2 separate regions of the Homo sapiens genome follow, and region 1 is linked to region 2. Evidence: chromatin contacts called from ENCODE Hi-C or POLR2A ChIA-PET data. All regions are on one chromosome and are shown on one strand. Each heading gives the region's core, a stretch centred on a gene start or an enhancer-like site at or near the end of the contact. The rest is flanking DNA. Distances are from core to core; before and after follow the strand shown. Region 1 holds the start of ZNF217 (zinc finger protein 217). Region 2 holds the start of TSHZ2 (teashirt zinc finger homeobox 2).

What was found. Hi-C counts contacts between places; a loop is a spot of excess contacts on that map. ChIA-PET counts read pairs that join two places held with the same protein, here RNA polymerase II (POLR2A). Pooled maps may share reads with other maps.
Region 1: a loop to region 2 is called in a pooled map, with 5 times the contacts of the local background. The contact joins the promoter of ZNF217 here to the promoter of TSHZ2 in region 2. A Hi-C loop is called at or near these places in 7 of 50 pooled maps. POLR2A ChIA-PET finds 5 or more read pairs at or near these places in 2 of 52 experiments (GM12878 and activated naive CD4-positive, alpha-beta T cell).

What each region holds. Positions count from the first base shown.
Region 1 is chr20:53,592,405-53,595,104 of GRCh38, reverse strand. ZNF217 (zinc finger protein 217) reads left to right here and starts at 1,266. Exons shown (of 6, transcript NM_006526.3): 1 at 1,266-1,349. RefSeq lists silencers at 246-1,085, 1,176-1,255, 1,746-1,895, 2,316-2,555.
Region 2 is chr20:52,971,006-52,973,705 of GRCh38, reverse strand. TSHZ2 (teashirt zinc finger homeobox 2) reads right to left here and starts at 1,348. Exons shown (of 3, transcript NM_173485.6): 1 at 373-1,348. The coding sequence starts at 412.

The DNA of each region.
Region 1 (2,700 bases), core at 17-2,516, 620 kb before region 2:
AAATGAGTTGTGCGTAGGGAGGAGGGGAAAGGGTAGCGGTTTTTTTTTTTTTTTTTTTGTCCCTTTTTTTGTCCCCGGTTTCCTCCAAATGGATTTCTATCAAAACCAAGTAGATTCTTGGAACCTAGGCTAAGTTTAGAAATCTCAAGTTAGAATAGCGCAAGCCCAGCCCTTTCAGAAAAAAAAAAATCACAACAATTAAATAGCTTTCTGAAGATACTCATTTAAAAACTGTTTATCTTCTCGACCTTCCTCAAGCTTGAAGAAAATCTTTGGTGTTTTTCGCGCACAGCTGCCTTCTAACCCGCGAGCAACGGCGTTAAGGTTTTTGTTTGTAATTCGGGGTGACCCAGGGGTTCGGGCCGCGGGCCCCTCCCCTCGCCCGCGCACACCTTGCAGAGGAGGGGGCGGCGGGGACAGGGCCGGATCTGCGCCTGCGCACACCCTCGCGGCCCCCTCCCTCCGGCCTCCCCGGGTACCTGTCACGGCTACCGCCGCGGCGCGCGCCCGCCACGTTAAGCCGGATGGCGGGAGGAGGGGTGCGGGGCGGGGGGCGCGGGGAGGGTGGCACGGCGCGCGCGTGCGCGGGAGTCGCCGAGCGAGAACTGGGAGTGCGCGCGCTCGCCGCTCGCTCCCGTCCCGGAGGCGGAGTCGGCGGCGGGGGGCGGAGCAGGGGCGCGCCTATGCTAGTCACGTGGGCGCTGGGGCGGGGCCGGGGCGGTGTGGGGCGTGGCCGGGCGGCCGGTGAAGGCAGGGGGCGGGGCGGCCGGTGAAGGCAGGGGGCGGGGCGTCTCCGAGCGGCGGGGCCGAGGGAGGGCGCAACAGCTGCTCCCTGAACACTTTCTGACCCAACAGTCCCCCAGCGCCGGACGCGCCGCGCCCCGGCGGCTCTAGGGACCCCCCGCGCCTGCACTGTCCCCGCGCGGACGAGTAGGGGGCGCCCGCGCCTTTGCCCCCGTGCGCACCCCCGCCCCGCTCACCTTAGCCCCGCGCCCGAGGTGAGCCCGGCCCCTATATTCTCCGGGCGGGGGTGGGGGTGGGGGACGCTCCTTTTTTGTTGGGGGGGGGTCTTGGAGGCGCGAAGGCACTAGGCTCCTCGGCGGATGGCTGCACCCCTCGCCCGCGGCTCCCCGTGTCTTTTGGGGGGCCGGGTGCGGGCGCGGAATCCGGGAGGTGTCCGCACAAAAGGCTGAGAGAAACTCCGCGACGCCTCCCTCCCTCCCTCCGCCCTCCCCGCCCCCTCCCCTCCGCGCCCGCTCCTCCTCATTCAAACCCGGCCGGCCCGAGTGGTGTCAGCTCAGTCCCGGCCGCCGCCGCGCGAGGAAATGGCCGAGGAGCCGGAGCCGCAGGTAAAGGGGGCGCGCCCCCCGCCCGCGCCAGCCGGGGCGCCCGCCCGGTCCTGCGGAGGCTCCCGCGCCGCCCCCGAGGCGCCCGGCTCTCGTTGTCTTGTCCCCCCCCAGGATGACCTCAGTTCCCCGTCTCAGCTTTCTATCCGCTCCTCTAGGGCGCCCCCTCCCCAGCCGGCTCCTGCGCTTCCGCCCGCGGGAAGGTGCGGGCGATCCCGGGCTGCATCCGCTCTTGGCCGTCACACTCACGCCGCACGATTCAGAGGGGCTTGGGGTGCGGGGTTCCCTGAATCTCCGCCGGGAGCGGGGGTCTGCGGGGGTGGGCGGTGGGGGGCTGTTCCGAAAAGTTGGGTCGCCCCGCGGGGCGGGTCTCCCAATTTGCCCAGTTGGCCCTTGGGGCGCGGGCGGAGGGGGAACGTCGGCGTAGGGTCCCCCCGCGATGCCCGGGGAAGGGCCGGGGCAAGTTGGAAGCGGCCAAAACAATGCGTCCGGACGGGCATCCCCCCGTAAACAATGGCCGGGACGGTCCACTCGGGCCGGGCGGAGGGCGCCTCTAAGGGACCGCGGGAGGGGCTGGGCCTCGCCGCGGACCCCGACGCGCGCCCCGTGACTCCCTCGGGTGCCCAAAAATCTGTCCCCGGGAGTCTTGGGGCGCCTGCTCATCCCTGAACAGGGATGCACGGGGCTGCGTTTCCTGGATGTGTGCGATAAGGTGGCTTTTTTTTTCCCTCCTCTAATTTTAAAGATTTTTTTAAGTCTTAATGTTCTATAAACACTTAAAGAATATCTTTACAACTCAATTCTAGTGGAACACCCAAAGCCAGCTGGAAGCAGAACTGGGAACTCTAAAGGGCAGGAAGGATTGAAATGCTAGCCCAAAAGTGCTGCTGCTTTTTTTTTTCTTTTCTTTTTTTTTTTTTTTAAGGGAAGTTTCTGCCAGGAGGTGCCGAGTGGTGAAACCGCTCAGTTTCAGGCACAGCCCTCTTGTCTCTCGATTTGGCCCCGACTGCGAGCCGGACGGGATGGTGGAGAGGCGGAGGGCGCTGCTGGGGGCCCGGGAGGCTGGATTTGGGGCTGCCTGGGCGGTCCCGCCCGAGGGGCAAGACCCGGCACGCGGGGCGCGCGCCGGAACCTGGGTCCCGGGAGTTTGAGAAGATGTTCAGGGCCCGGGTTGGAACCCACATTTTGGGATTCTGGGTAGGGCCACCGAAGACGGGAAGGCGCTTTCTTGGGCGGGTGGGGGTGGGGTGAGCAGGCAGGGAGTTTTCCGCCAGGTTTAGTTACAGGAGCTAGAAAAGGCCACTTCTGGGACCCTGGCATCTGGGCCGCCCTGAGAGCCCCAGAAACTTTTTTT
Region 2 (2,700 bases), core at 99-2,598:
ACTGACCACGCAGAGGGATGCAGGGGTGGAGGGGCTGTCTCCCTACTCCGCACCCCAAATCCTCAATCCGACTTTGGCCCGAGAGGCAAGAAACAGACTGGAAGAAAGTTAGGGGTGGGGTAGAGGGTGGAGGAAAGAAAGTTTAAGGAGGAAAGGCTTGGTGGGATAGCTCACCCCAACCCAACCGGAGCTTGGAAGGGGAGGATTTGGGAGACCAGAGAAGGCGAGAGAGGACGGGGTTATTAGAAGGGCACCCGGCGCAAACTCCCCCGAAAGCTTAAGTGGGTGGTGCCCCCGGGCACCCAGGGGCAAGGAGGGCGGGCGAGGAGCTCGGCGCACAGGGCAGCCCCGAAGCGGAGCCGTTTCTCTTACCTGCCGCCCGCTTGGGTGCCTGCTGTTTTCTCCTCGGCATCCTCTACTTCGCTCCAGTCCCACTTCTGGCGCCCCAGCCCCGAGCCGCGCGCTGGGGCCCGCTGTCTCTCTGGCCTCTCTGGGTCTCCTCCGCCTCTTGCCCGGTGGCTCCTAGGACGTCACTCGGCCTCTGTCCCCCTGACGATCCCCCCTGCAACTCCTCCACCACGGGCCAGAGACCCCCCTCTCTGGGTGGCAGACACGGGTGGCTTGTGCCGGCTGCTTTGAAGTAGAGGTTGGTTCTGCCTTGTTTGTTTGTTTGTTTATTTTGAATTTTTTTTCCTCTCTCTTTTTTGTTTTTGCTTTTGGAATTTTTTTGGTTTTGTTTTTGCGGTTTTTTTTTTTTTTGGTGACTGTTGAGACACTTGATTTCTTTATTAAACATCCAAGCCCGGGTTCGGATGGAAGGGACGAGGGGCGCACACGCGCCACAGGCACACTCGCGCGTAAAGATAAGGAAAAAAAAAAGGCAATCCTGGGAAGGTAGTGGGTTTCTTCTTTTTCTTCTTCTTCCTTCTCCTCTTTCCCTCCTCCTCCTCCTCCTCCACCTCCTCCTCCACCTCCTCCTTCTTTTCTTCCTCCTCCTCCTCCTCCTCCTCGCCGATCTCTATGGCGGATTCGTGCCGGGGGGAGAGCGATCACTCACTGTAGGTTTGTGGCTGCTGTCAGATCCCCGTCTGTGAGTGATATGCGAGAGGACAGGAGCGGGTTTTGGAAAGACAGAAAATCTGGAATTCACTCACTCACACACACACACAGACACACACACAGACACTCACACACGCACTCACACGCGCACGCACCCCCGCTTCCTCGCACACACACACTCACACCCCCCACATATGCACACACACACAAACACACACACACACCCTCGCACACACACACAAGACAGGGCGAGGCGATGCCAGCAAACATCGATCCCGCTGAACAAACTGAACATTAACAAACTCCTCCTCCTCCTCCTCTCCCCGCGACCTGATGACAGGGAGAAATTTACTCCCCAGCCGCAGAGCGCCAGGCAGCGGGAGCCTATTAAAGGGACAGCGTCCCGCAGGGGAGAGGGGCTGGGGGCGGGGGCCCCGGCGCGCCGGCCCAGGCCCCTCTGTGCGCCCTCTCCGCCGGGGCGAGGGCGTGCCCACCGGGCGCGGGGACACCCCTCCGGGAGGCGGAAGGGGCGGGGGCGGGAGGAAAGGAGGTGAGGAGGGAAGGGGTGCGGGAGAAAAGGAGGCAGTGTGATGATGGCTGAACTCTGAAGCTGGGAGGCTGTGGAGGGAGATTCAGGGGGGCCAGGTTGGCTGACCAGCAGGGACCATGCACAATCTTAGGAGAGGGAGAACTTAGGTTTGCTCGGGGCTGGGAAGGGGGAGGGGACCTTATCCAGTGAGGATCTCCATCCTGTAAGTCTTAACCTGCCCCCACCAAAATGTGCTCCCCACGACCCCTTCAATTTAGTGCCCCTGTCCCTCCCACTTTCTCGCTAATCAATGGGTGGTCACAAAAACAAAAATCTCCCTTCTGTCTACTTTAAGGTCTAATCATATACTCCTCTTTTTGTTTCCTTTGAAGAATGTTTATTGAGCATCTACTATGTGCCTATTCTGGAGACACAGAGGCCACAGAGAAAGGGAAGGTGGTGGCCATGTTGGTATTTATATTCTAATGGGGGAGTGCAGACAAGTGCCCCCCAGCTATCCAATCTTTGCTTAAATGTCCCCTTTTCCCAAAGGTCTACCTCACCTAAAATACACACACACACACACACACACACTCCCTGCCCCATTTCTCCATTTTGTTATTCCCCAGTGAGCTGATCAGTGAGTGTCACACAGGTTATAGACAGTTTTCTATTCTGTTGATTGTACAAGTTCCCCTCTTGAATGTAAGCTCCAATGGAAGGAAGGATTTTTGCCTCTTTGTTCTCTTATATCCCCAAGTGCTGGCAAAGCACAAGACATATAATAAGTGCCCAGTAAAATATTTGTTGAATGAATGAAAAGTAAGCAAGCAAATAAACAGGATACTTTGAGTGATTCGCTCCATGAAGACGTTAAGCTGAGTGCTGTAATAGTGTCTAAAAGGGGGTGGGTGGCTCTAGATTCAATGTAGGATATGGCATTTGAGCACAGAGAGATTGAAACAAACATGTGATTATTGAGTTCTGCTATCGGCCAGGCACCTTTTGAGGTGTTGGGGGCAAGTCTGTGAACAAGGTGAACCTAGACCATGCCCTCAAGGAGTGCTCCTTCCAGTGAGAGGGCAAAGCAACTGAGGGCATTTGATGCAGGC